Linked DNA regions of Homo sapiens: regions 1 and 3 are each linked to region 2. The links are chromatin contacts, found by Hi-C or POLR2A ChIA-PET in ENCODE. All regions are on one chromosome and are shown on one strand. The core of a region is the stretch at or near the end of the contact, and the rest is flanking DNA. Distances in the headings are between cores, read along the strand shown.

Region 1 (4,149 bases), core at 264-2,763, 2.1 Mb before region 2:
CAAATTTAGGTGGTAGTATTTGTTGAGATGTTTTGACTCATTTAAGCAAAGGGTTTTTTTAACCTTCAAAATATTTTAAACGAGGATTACATTTAAGACATTTGAAAGCAAGGAAAAACGTTTTATTCGGTATTTATTTTAAACGCAGCAATCTTGAAGAGACCTTACTATAAAAATGTAAACCTTAATTATTATTGTCGAAGTTCGATAGATTGCTTCCCAACCAGTTTAGTTAGTTTGCATAACTTTGCTCATAGAATACTCCAGTTTGATATGTGAAGCCAACCAGCGGCAAGATGAATTAAGAGCATTACTCTATTTCCACAGAACTAGGACAGACAGTTCACATTGTATTTAACGTATAGTTTGCTAAAGTTAGCGTGTGGATAATTCATAGAAAATGTGCTAACCAGGCCCCAAAATACTAGCATACGGCTCATAAAAGCCGATTCCTTTAGATTTTACAAAAACAGAAGGTAACAAATTGACTTTATTCCGATCTGTGAATGTTGCGTAGCGTGAGGGGCTACCCCGGTGAGCTTCCTTTCCCTTCAGAGCGCCACACCGGTTCTGTCGGGCGGGCGGGGACTCCGAGGCGGCCCTTCCAACAGCCGGGCCGGGGACGCGAACATCGCCTCCACCCCTAACCCTGGAACAACCGGTAGTGGCCGTTTCCCCGCACCGCCCCCCTTTCCGCCGGCTTTGTGTGCGTGTGAAATGTGCGGCACATTGCAGACGAACCCTAAGCCCGGCGAGTCGAGTCTATTGTTCCCCGCGAGGATCTGCCGGGGCGGTGTGGAGCCAGGCGCAGTGCCGCGGCCAGCCCTCGGGGGTCGCTGTGTGGCACTGGCTGCCAGGCCGTGGCGGCGGCAGAGAGGGAGGCTGGCGGGGAGGGAAGCAGGCGGGCGGCGCGCAGCGGCTCAGCTGCCGCCGGTGCTTCTGCCCGGGGACGCCCCGGCCTCAGCGGCCGAGGCCGCGCGTGAATGTGTGCGAGGGCCCCGCGGAGCCGGGGCCGAAATACACGCTGTCACCGCGCTTTCCACAAACCACCACACAGACCTCCCCCTCCCCACCCCCAGCCCCGCCTGCCCTAGCCCCGCCGCCGCCGCCGCCGAAACTCTTGGGCCTCTGGCCGCCCAGACCCCTCACCATCGGCTCGCCTTGCCCGTCGCCCGCTCGCGCGCCCCCGGCAGCAGCACCATGTTGAATCGCGTCCCCGGGCTGAGCTGCCTCAGCCGGCGGCGCTGAGAGGCGGGCGAGAGCCGGGCCACGGGGAGGGAGGGAAGGAAGGGGTGGGGGCCGCGCTCGCCCCGCGGCTTCGCGCGGATCCGGCAGTCGCCTGCCCTTCTAGTTTCGCTCCGATTTCTTTAAACTTTTTTAGAAATTCCCCTCCCTCCTTCCCTCCTCTCCCCCTGGCCTCCTGCTCCCTCCTTCCCCTCCTCCTCCTCCTCCCCCTCCCTCCCTCCCTCCCTGCGCCGCCGCCGCCGCCGCCGCCGCCGCCGCCGCCGCCACCGCCGGCCCATGACTGAGCCCCGCCGCCGCCGGCCGAGGAATGGGCTCCGGGCTCTGGTAGGAAGCGCTGGGAGCGGGGGGCGCTTTTAAAACACCGATCTGGGTTTTTTAAAAACCTCCTTTGAAAAAATAATGGCAAACTCGACGGGGAAGGCGCCTCCGGACGAGCGGAGAAAGGGACTCGCTTTCCTGGACGAGCTGCGGCAGTTCCACCACAGCAGAGGGTGAGAGCAGAACCGGGGGGGCAGCGCCGGGGCGAGCCGGGGCGAACGGGGCTCTCCCGCCCGGGCCGGGCACGGGGTCCCGGCTGACAAGTGCGGGGCTTTTTCTCTCCCGCAGGTCGCCTTTTAAAAAAATCCCTGCGGTGGGTGGGAAGGAGCTGGATCTTCACGGTCTCTACACCAGAGTCACTACTTTAGGCGGATTCGCGAAGGTGAGTGGAAGTTTTAATTTGTATTTCCCTCTCGCTGGCCTCCTCCAAAAAGTCTCCTTTGACCCCGGAGTGGGCGCTTGGGGCTGGGGGGGTGGCCCGCGGGGGCAAAAGGCGTTCTTTTCGCTCCCAGCCGGTGGCACGGAGGCGGACGGCGGCGGGGCTGTTTTTGGCCTGGTGGCTCGCGTGCGCGCGGCGGGCGCGGGGCTCCGGCGGGCGGGCGGCCCGGCGCCGGCTCGCGCCCTGCCCGGTGCCCGGTCGGGCCGGCGGGGTCTGAGCGCCGCGGCGGGGAATGCGGGCGTGCGGGGCGCCAGCCTGAGCCCCGCGCCCGCCCCGCTCCCGCGCCGCCCGCCCGCTCGCTCGCGAGTCAGCTCTGCCGCCGCTGCCGCTCTAGCACAGGCGGAGACACACAGAGACACACAGACTCTGAGAGCAGTTTTCGTGCAACTCAAAATTAGCGCGGGCAGGTTTAACATCGATAATCGGCTGCGAAATAATCCCGGCAGCCGGGGGCACAGCCTCGGCCCCGTCGCCCTCGGTTTATACAGCTAACAAAAGAAACCAGGACCTGTCTCCAAATAGCCATCTTAGGCTTCAAGGCTAGGCAGAAGCTGTAGGCCTCAAAGAAGGGCCTATGGAGATGGATAGATCTGGGAGAGGGATCGGAATCGGCCCCAGCCCCGGCCCCCCCCCCAACCCGCGGACGTCGCTGTCCGGAACTGTATTGATCCTTTTGAACTTTTTTTTTTTTTTTTTTTTTTAGTGTAAACGGACCGCGTTGAGATTTAAAAGGGGGCGACAGAGGGACTTGCGATTGGTTATTGTCCGGGCTTCAAAAACAAAACAAACCCACCAAACCCCCCCACCCCCAAACAAAACAAGTGGTATTAAATACAGGGCTCTCTGGTGAAAACACAGTGATTCAAGAAGCCCTTGCTTAGTAACTCTTACCGATCGATCCGAAACACCCACTGATGCCTTAGGTATCTACAGATCTCTGTAGAATGGGTATTTATTTCATAGTTAGGTTAAGATTTTCTTAGATTGTTCACGTTCAGACAACTGTGCCTGTGTTTTACCAGGTTTCTGAGAAGAATCAGTGGGGAGAAATTGTTGAAGAGTTCAACTTTCCCAGAAGTTGTTCTAACGCTGCCTTTGCTTTAAAACAGTATTACTTGCGGTGAGTAGTAGTGACTTTTCCATAGTATTTGGAAATAAGGGACTTATGGAGAGATTTGTTTTTAGCAAAAACAAAAGCAAACCTTGCACACCAAACAGTTCTTAAGCTCTTGTTCATTTCAGACTGAGACACATTTAATATAAATAAAGTGAGATTGTAGGAAGGTGAAAGTCTTCCTCACCAATTTCAGGATCGTTTACATTTTTCATACAAAATCATTACAGGTGACACCCCAGCCCCAATCTTGGTAAACATTCTTTTGTGACATTGTTATTCATCGCTTGATACCCACTGAGGGGCAGAAAGGTGATGCTTAGTAAAAGACTTAAGATAGTTAATGAAACTTTGTAACCTTTGGGAAAATTTTTTTCTTTGTTTTGGAAACTCCTTTAGTTTTAAAAATTCTGGCTTTAAGAATTTTTTTTTTTTAATGAAACTTCTTGTTTGGAACAGTGTCATTGAATAGGTTTTTCAGTAGAATATTCCTACATGGCATAACATGTTGGTGGCTTAGGTGACCAGGATTGTTTTGATAATTACTTTTTGTTGAATTTCCAGTGACTTAAATTAGTAATTTAAATTAGATAATTTAAATTATTATATCTTTAGGAAAATGGGGATACTATGAAATGGGATACTATAATCTGGATTTTCTTTCATTCTCCCTCTTCTTCTTTGACTGCTTATTCGGCAAAGTTTAATTTCTTATTCAGTTGGTATGTGATACAGTCTAGATGATATATTTTGTGATTTAGCGTTTTTTTTTTTGCCTCTAGTTTTTCTTCTAGGAATACTTTCATACTGTAATTTATCATGATGCTGTGTTTTATTTTTAAAGTGCTTATCTTAGAGGATCCTAAGTTAGTTGGTGTTATTAAAAACTAAAATGATATTCTTTGTATTTATTGCTTTTTAATAGTGATAGTACAGGCCTTTTTTTGTAAGGTGGCTTCTGCATAATTTGAGTTTTGCATTTATTATTGCTTCAGATGCACTCAGTTATTGTGTATTACGTTCAGCATTCTGA
Region 2 (4,318 bases), core at 427-2,926:
AGGACCATTCCAGGTGCAACATCAGGAGGCAGCTCTGAGCTTGCCTCTGAGCCTGGCCCTGCTGGGCAAGGAGGGACATCAGGGGACTAAAGGCAGAGGACCAGTCCCAATAGGTCCAAGACCTGGTTCCAGTCTAGGTTCACTGGGCTGGGTACCACTCACTGGGACTACTCTGTGCCTTAGTTTCCCTCAGAAATGACTGCAGAGAAGAAGAAAATGACTTAATAACCCATGGGTAGCGGCAGCCTAGCAGCCTATGGAGTCCTGGGAGGGGGAAAGGGCCGCCAAAGCGTCTCATTGGAGGGCAGGGACCTGAGTCACAGTCTCCTGCCAGCCCTATAGCTGAATAGGGGTCCTGAGGAAGGTCCCACAGGTCCAGATGCAAGTCCAGGGAACAGGCTGAGAAGTTGATCTTGAGCTCCCAGCAGGGCCGCTGAGGGCCGATGCCCCATTCTCACCCTAGAAAGCGGCAGGCAGAGCTGGGCCTCAGGCAGATGTTGCCTAGGGGAGTGGGCAGGGAGCGTTGGCAGCGAGACAGCCAGTGTCCAGATGCAGGGGGAGGCCTTTGGGTGCGCAAGACAGCCAGCGGGGAGAAGGAGTGAGGAGCAGCCGTGGCTGGGGAGGTCAGACCCAAACGGGCAGCCACAGCGGGAAGCAATGGGGGTGGGGCACTGGGTGGCCTGCGGGCCCCAGAGGGCTCTCTCCTGGCCCACAGGCCTAGAAACTCTGGTCGTGGGAACCCAGCCCATCCGCCAAATTTGCCGCCTGCTCTCACACTCCCCAACACCAACAGACCCCAGGCCTGGGGGGTGCACATCCTGTCCCCCACCCCTCACACAGCCTGCGGCGCCCCGCTTCCCGCGCCGCTGCCGGCATTGACCTCCACAGCTCACCAGGGCACAGGTGTCTCTTCACCCTGATGGGTGAGCAAGGATGGGGGGCAATGCTCAGAGAAACCTCCCAGCCAGAGACCCCTCCAAGGGACCTCTTTCCCCGCCGAAGGATCTGAGTAGGGCCCTGCCCGGCTCCACGGGATGGGGGCGCTGATGTCCAGCCCCACAAAGCCCAGCCCCAACTCAGTGGGTCCTGCCCTTTGCCCTCGCGCTTCCAAACCTTCCGCCCCGGAGCACCGCCCCCTCGCCGGGCCACCGCGGCCGTCCCTCCCTCCCCGGTCCCTCGGCTCGTCCTCCCCGGGAACAGGGGTGATGGGACGTGGGGCCCGCACACCGGCGGCCGGGGCCTCCAACTCCCTCCCTTGGGCCTGTAGCTGCCCCGGGGCGGGCGGATGTGGGCGCCCCGCGGGAGGCCCGAGCCCTCCGGCCCCCGGAACCAGCTCCGACCCGGAGCCTGCCAGAGCCCCGCGGAGCCGGGCGGGACAGGCGCGGTCGGGGGGCGCAAGCCGGGCTGGGCCCGCGGGGCTGGCGGGAGCCCGAGCCGGAGCCGGAGCCGGAGCCGGGGCCAGGGCCGGAGGCCGAGCCTGGGCGGGCGACGCTGGGTGCCGCGCGCAGGGCGGGGCGGGGGGCGGCCGCCCAGTACTCACCAGCGCCGGGGCTGTGCATCCAGGGGCCGGGGCCCTCAGAGCGGGGGGCTCATGGCGGGGCGGGGGGCTGGGGCGCCGGCCTCACATCCCCCCAGTCGCCGGAGGCTGCAGAGCGACTGTGAGACGGCGAGAGGAAGGGAGGGGGCCGGGAGGGGGAGGGCCCTGGCAGCCCGGCCGGCCGGGTAGGATGACAATGGAAGGAAATGCTTTATCTGAGTCTGAGAGCGGGCCAAGGGGGAGGGGAGGGAGGGGGCAGGCGCTCGCGGCCCTGGGACACACCACCCCGGCAGACACTGCACCGCGCGGCGCACAGGCGGGCCGCAGACACCGCGCGCGGCCAGATCGCGGCGGGGCGCGGCGCACTGCCGGGGAGGCAGCGCCGAACCCGGAACGCCGGCCGCGGCTCCGAGCCCCAGCCGCCGCGAGGCGCTCCGAGCCGTGCACAATTCCCGGAAACCCAGCTACCTGGGCGCACGCACCCTCGCATACACAACGTACACGAGCACGCATCCATGTTTACAAGGGGCAGAATCATTTACACAGCACACACTGGGGCTTCGGGGTGGACCCCCGTGCACACACTACATACCCGTACAGCCCACAAGCACGCAGCCACACGCGGGCACAGTGGGACACGCGTGGTGTCCCATGTCCCATACAAGGAATCCCAGACGGACACCCCCCACCACACACACACACACATAAGCACGACTTGCCTCAGGAAAGTTCCAGGATCTGATTTGAATCACTGCCCAGCCCTCCCCCACTGGCACCCCCACACACACACCATGCCTGCTGAGGGGAACGGAAGGGTCCAGCCTGTTCCTATTAAAAGAAAAAGGGTGTGGGGGTGGTGCAGATTTTGAAAGTTTTCTTTTTTTAAAGAAATTTCTCAAGGGACTTCCTTCCCTCCTCTCCTCTTCCTCTCTTCCTCCCATTCCTCTCCCTCCACAACCCCCCTCTTTCCCCCTCCCGGTCCCTATGAGTCAAACTTCAGCAATGTGCCCAGTGTCCCCCAGTGCATTACAGCGGATCACAGAAATGTTCCAGTCTGTGAGTCGGAATGCAGCCGCCTCCAGCCCTCCCTCAGCTAATAAACTCAGCTCAGGGCCGGCTTTAGGCAGTGGCCCTCCCTGCCTCTCCCTCCGCTTTTAGCTGGAGAGAAGGTCAGATTCAGGGGTCAGGGGCTAAGGACCTCGCCATTGTGCTTCCTGGGCTAGCCGGTCAGCCGTGTCTGCCTCCAGCAATCTGGAGCTGCTCCTAGGAAGGGGAGAGGTCCACCACGCAGGAACACTGGGCTCTCTGCAGCGTGAGGCGCCACCATTGTAAACCAAGGAGCAGCTTCCCCTGACCCCATTCTATCTCCCGCAATCCTAAGAAACCCCAAGAATCCAGAGAAGGAAAAATTGAGGCAGCCCCAGAGGTGGAGTCATGTCTGATTGGAAGCAAGAGCCCACAGTGGCCTAGGAGGGCTTGGCCATGCTGGCGGTGAACTTCAAACCATAGATTCTATTCCCTTCCCTCAGGCACAGCTCGGGACTCACTATCTGTTGCTACCGGCATATTCAGCGTGGGACTTCTTACTTCAGCCCCTTTCCTTGTCCCAGTTCTCCTTCGGCAGGCAGATCCAACCCCTCTGCGCTTGTTAACTTACCCTCCCAAAAGCCTTTCCTGGCATTCAAGTCCTCCTACAACCTGGCACCACACTCCATACACATCCCTGCCCAGTGCCTCCTGGTACTTAGGGCTCAGTAGTGTTAGTCACTATTATTACTATCATTATTTCTGCCAGACTGGGCTGCTAGCTGCTTCCCATCCTGTCCTCACGCTTCCACACTCCCTTGCCTTCGCTCATCATGCTGCCTCCAAAAGAAATGTCCTCCCAGCCCCTTTCTCCTTCTGTTGAAATCTTTCCAATCCTCAAGACCCACTCCCTATCTAGTGGGAGGGAGGGAGGGAGGGAAGGAAGGAAGGAAGGAAGGAAGGACTGGAAGAAAAAGAAAGTGGCATACCACTTTCTCCGGGAGGCTTTCCCGGATTCCCATAGCCAAGAGGAATTCTTCCCTGAACTGTGTGGTCTTTATACATTGACCTTCGCCCACCTAGTCTACTTGTCTCAACTCTCTTCCTTCCAAGAGCATTCAAGAGTGGATATCCCTGAGTCCAGCTACTGCCTTGGTCATGGGTGCATTTCTTGTAGTGTCTTGCACAGAATTCAAACTTGATGTGAGTTATTTGTTGAATTGGGACAGATGTTCATGACTTTCAAGAACCCTTCTCCAGCTGGACACCTACAGTACATTCTTTCACCCCATAACTACCCATGCTGACTCTCCAAGACACATGCTGTTCCACCTTAGGTATGTCATCCCCAGCCCTCAATTCCAAGCCAGATCATCCTCCTTCCAAATGCCTCTTTGGTGTCCACAGACTCCAGAAAAACTGCTTGGTTACTGCAGACCCCCAGCGACATGCCTGCTATCTCCCTTGTCTAGCTCCACAATTGATCCCAACCCCCAACACACACATATCCGTAGCTTTTCTGTAGCTATTTCTGTAGTAAAGCCAGGCCCTTTTATGCTCATTTCTACCATGTGCATTGTGCATACATTTATTTGTGAGTCTTCTTTCTCTTTTTAAACTCATCACTGAGTTTTGAGTGATCTGAATTAAGAGGCTATCTCCCTGCCTGTCTGTCCACACAGTGCCCAACATGTGGCTTTCTACACACCAGGACTCACTGCCTCCAACATATAGTCAGAGAAAAAGACAGCATGT
Region 3 (4,404 bases), core at 444-2,943, 2.6 Mb before region 2:
TTACATATAGTAAAATGTACTGTTAACTGTTTAAGTTATGACAGTTGTATAGCCACCACCCAAAACAAGAGATGGAGGACATTTCCAGCACCCTTGTACCCCTTTCATGTCAACCTTCCTCCACATGGTCCCTGCAAGCACTTAAAGACTTCCTCCATAAATTGATTTTGCCCATTCTTGAGCTTCGTTCTAAAGAAATCATGTAAAATGTAGTTTTTTGTGCCTGGCTTCACTTAGCACAATCTTTCTGGGGATTCATCTGTGTTATAGATATCAGTAGTAATCTAGTGTATTGGAACTATAAGAATATCTAGAAAATGTATTTTGAATTAAATCTTGAAGTATTCGTTTCTTATAGGTAGCAGACTAACAATCCTTAACCTTCTAATTCTGTTTTTACTTTAAAGTCAGGTAGCTTTTGGTCTTAGTTATTTTTGTAATCTCTTTAAGCAGTTCACATAATGCCTTGCCAATTATAGGAAATTAGCAAATGTGTTCTTAAGTTGGAAGAGAATGTGTGAGGAAAATTCACTCCTATCTCATTTTACAGAAATTCAGATTTTAATTGTCCTGCTGTAATTGTGAAACTGAACTGCACATTCATTCTGAGGATTATTGCACTGATGAGTTTACTGATGAGTGTGACACTGGTTCGGAGGGAACTGTTTGCAGACTCTCCCTATGTATAAGGAGTTCATGTGTAATAATTTATTTCTCCAGAAGGTCACCTTTTTTCCTACTGATTTTTTTTTACTGGTAAAAATATTGCAAACAGATATTGTTAGTCTCGTTTGGTAACTGAAAGAGCTCTGAGAACGGAAAAGTTAGAGTGACCTATCCAAATGAAGGAGCAGTTCAGTGTTGGTGCAGGATATTAGATTCCAAAATATTTGTTCAGGCCCCTTTTCCAAGTTCCCAGGGAAGTTACTGACACTGATGTTGGTTTCTTTTAAGAATGACTCATGATTTTTCGAGCCTGGTTTCCACTCTTAGTCATCTTCCCTGCCTGAGTTAAAACAGGCTTTAGGCTCTCACTGAATTCCAGCCTTGACAGAACCCCCCACCCCCACCCCTGGGCTTTTGATTCCCACTTCCTAGCTCAGCTACATTCCAGTCTCTGGAACCAATTCTGACTCCAGGCAGGCAAGATGAGACAATTCAGCATTTACTATCAGTCCAGCAGTAACCTTTCAGTTCTAATAATTTGGCTTGTCCTTTTCCTCCTCAGTTGTTCAGACTCCTTTCTCAGAAACATGCCTAGGACCTCAGTCTCTTTAGTTCTTTGGATTCTGTGTTGCTCTTGTCAGTGTTTACTATCAGTCCAGCAGTAACCTTTCAGTTCTAATAATTTGGCTTGTCCTTTTCCTCCTCAGTTGTTCAAACTCCTATCTCAGAAACATGCCTAGGACCTCAGTCTCTTTAGTTCTTTGGATTCTGTGTTGCTCTTGTCAGTGTTTCCTAATCACCCTCTTGCCCTGGAAATAAAGTCCTCTCCAATGTGGTGCTACTTCTCCTCCTTCCTGTAGCAGACTCTGGTTGTGGCCTGTCTGTGCCTACAGATTTAGTGACAGGAGCTGTACTTTTCTGTTCCCTTCTTTAGCTGTCATACTGGTGGTATCTTAAATCTTAGCCCTAAATTGTGATGAAACTGTTGTATTTTCACAAGTCTTCCTTAGTCATATTGTGCTGTCTGTTCTAAGTAGGGCTGTGAATAAGAGTGGGGTACAGTTTCCTGCAATAAGAGATGGGAGGCTTAACTTCAGCTTGGCACGTAAGAAAGATCAAATGTTTACTGCAATGTGGGAAAACCACCTCCTGGGCATAATAGAAATCCAGGCCTGGCAGTAAACAATTCTATTCAAAAGCAGCTTCTCAGGGCTGAGGAATGACCTAGTTGAGTGGCATGACATCTGAGCAGAACTAGCAAGGAGGCTTGGTGGTATGCCGCCTTTTAACTCCAGCACCTGTGGCTCTTGAGCATTCTCCTCATTCTTCAGTATGGAAAATGGATATTTTCTCAGTCTTGTGCAAAAACAGCTTCAAGAAAAGTCCCCTAGTCAAAAATTCCAGTATTTGGAAGTGTACCAGGAGTCCAAAAAGTTGAGAACTACTCCTGGCTTTTTCCTTCCCTCCCTCACACTGACGGCATTCCTGAACTAGCATGCCTGTCTGTCTCTACATTTCTGGGTGACTGCCTCATCCCAGGTGGCCTTCCTCCAGCTGTGAGCTGGGTGTGTTCCCAGGTATTTAATCCACCCTTGGGGCAAGTTCTTCCAGGCAGCCTCCAGTGCCCCTTCCGGGATCCTGGCTGGATCAGGCTGACTGTCCTTGGAAGTGAAAGAGGCTACATATGAAGGGGAGAAGGGTCCTCTCTGCCTCAGGAGAAGGAAATTAGTTACAGGTGCATGCATAGGCAAAATAGCCCCAATCCTGTTGTGATATAACAGAATTTAGAAGACATCTGGCTCAAATTTTAATTTTCAAAAAGTGATAAATTCTGTGAAGAGGTAACCTGTAGAGTTTATTGTCAAATTAATGGTAGAGCTACTGTATGTGCCACTGTCAGTTGTTAATTATTATTATTATTTTTTTAAGTTCTAGGGTACATGTGCACAACATTTAGGTTTGTTACATAGGTATACATGTACCATGTTGGTTTGCTGCACCTATCAACTCATCATTTACATAAAGTATTTCTCCTGATGATATCCCTCCTGCAGCCCCCCACCTTCTAATAGGCCCTGGTGTGTGCTGTTCCCCACCCTGTGTCCAAGTGTTCTCATTGTTCAATTCCCAACTATAAATGAGAACATGAGTTTGGTTTTCTGTCCTTGTGATAGTTTGCTGAGAATGATGGTTTCCAGCTTCATCCATGTCCCTGCAAAGGACATGAGCTCATCCTTTTTTATGGTTGCATAGTATTCCACGGTGTATATGTGCCACATTTTCTTAATCCAGTCTACCACTGATGGACATTTGGGTTGGTTCCAAGTCTTTGCTATTGTGAATAGTGCTGCAATAAACATACGTGTGCATGTGTCTTCATAGTAGAATGATTTATAATCCTTTGGGTATATACCCAGTAATGGGATGGCTGGGTCAAATGGTATTTCTAGTTCTAGATCCTTGAGGAATTGCCACACTGTCTTCCACAATGGTTGAACTAATTTTCACTCCCACCAACAGTGTAAAAGTATTCCTATTTCTCCATATCCTCTCCAGCATCTGTTGTTCCCTGACTTTTTAATGATCGCCATTCTAACTGGTGTGGGTTGGTATCTCATTGTGGTTTTTATTTGCATTTCTCTGATGACGGGGGATGATGAGCATTTTTTCATGTTTCTGTTGGCTGCATAAATGTCTTCTTTTGAGAAGTGTCTGTTCATATCCTTTACCCACTTTTTGATGGTGTCATTTGTTTTTTTCTTGTAAATTTGAATTCTTTGTAGATTCTGGATAGTAGCCCTTTGTCAGATGGGCAGATTGCAAAAATTTTCTCCCATTCTGTAGGTTGCCTGTTCACTCTGATGGTAGTTTCTTTCACTGTGCAGAAGCTCTTTAGTTGAATTAGATCCCATTTGTCTATTTTGGCTTATGTTGCCATTGCTTCTGGTGTTTTAGACATGAAGTCCTTGCTGATGCCTATGTCCTGAATGGTATTGCCTAGGTTTTCTTCTAGGGATTTTATGGTTTTAGGTCTAACTTAAGTCTTTAATCCATCTTGAATTAATTTTTGTATAAGGTGTAAGGAAGGGATCCAGTTTCAGTTTTCTACATATGGCTAGCCAGTTTTCCCAGCACCATTTATTAAATAAGGAATCCTTTCCCCATTTCTTGTTTTTGTCAAGTTTGTCAAAGATCAGTTGGTTGTAGATGTGTGGTGTTATTTCTGAGGCCTCTGTTCTGTTCCATTGGTCTATATCTCTGTTTTGGTACCAGTACCATGCTGTTTTGGTTACTGTAGGCTTGTAGTATAGTTTGAAGTCAGGTAGCGTGATGCCTCCAGCTTTGTTCTTTTGGCTTAGGATTGTCTTGGCAATGTGGGCCTTTTTTTGGTTCCATATGAACTTTAAAGTAGTTTTTTCCAATTCTGTGAAGAAAGTCATTGGTAGCTTGATGGGGATGGCATTGAATCTGTAAATTACCTTGGGCAGTATGGCCGTTTTCACAATATTGATTCTTCCTACCCATGAGCATGGAATGTTCTTCCATTTGTTTGCGTCCTCTTTTATTTCATTGAGCAGTGATTTGTAGTTCTCCTTGAAGAGGTCCCTCACATCTCTTGTAAGTTGGATTCCTAGCTATTTTATTCTCTTTGTAGCAGTTGTGAATGGGAGTTCACTCATGATTTGGCTCTCTGTCTGATATTGGTGTATAGGAATGCTTGTGATTTTTGCACATTGA

What was found. Hi-C counts contacts between places; a loop is a spot of excess contacts on that map. ChIA-PET counts read pairs that join two places held with the same protein, here RNA polymerase II (POLR2A). Pooled maps may share reads with other maps.
Region 1: a map of CD4-positive, alpha-beta T cell shows a loop between it and region 2 (5-fold over the local background). The contact joins the promoter of ARID2 here to the promoter of HDAC7 in region 2. A Hi-C loop is called at or near these places in 2 of 168 maps with a recorded cell type or tissue (CD4-positive, alpha-beta T cell and naive thymus-derived CD4-positive, alpha-beta T cell), 2 of 37 single-sample maps with no recorded cell type and 19 of 50 pooled maps. POLR2A ChIA-PET finds 5 or more read pairs at or near these places in 1 of 52 experiments (T-cell).
Region 3: a map of ascending aorta shows a loop between it and region 2 (5-fold over the local background). The contact joins the enhancer-like site here to the promoter of HDAC7 in region 2. A Hi-C loop is called at or near these places in 1 of 168 maps with a recorded cell type or tissue (ascending aorta) and 4 of 50 pooled maps.

What each region holds. Positions count from the first base shown.
Region 1 is chr12:45,728,193-45,732,341 of GRCh38, forward strand. It overlaps ARID2 (AT-rich interaction domain 2), which reads left to right and starts at 1,514. Exons shown (of 21, transcript NM_152641.4): 1 at 1,514-1,736; 2 at 1,852-1,945; 3 at 3,025-3,122. The coding sequence starts at 1,645. RefSeq lists an enhancer at 1-282 and silencers at 795-1,214, 1,725-1,964.
Region 2 is chr12:47,818,227-47,822,544 of GRCh38, forward strand. HDAC7 (histone deacetylase 7) reads right to left here and starts at 1,677. Exons shown (of 26, transcript NM_015401.5): 1 at 1,541-1,677. The coding sequence starts at 1,559. RefSeq lists enhancers at 606-1,179, 2,518-3,439 and silencers at 1,088-1,397, 1,408-1,487, 1,628-1,967.
Region 3 is chr12:45,233,663-45,238,066 of GRCh38, forward strand. All of the region lies in intron 1 of ANO6 (anoctamin 6), which reads left to right. Among named protein-coding and RNA genes, the nearest start is that of ANO6, 20 kb to the left of the region's middle. Within about 2 kb of position 1,694, at least 27 of the 41 ENCODE cell types and tissues checked have a DNase peak (open chromatin) inside an H3K27ac peak, as active enhancers do; they include ascending aorta, where a contact is called at or near this core.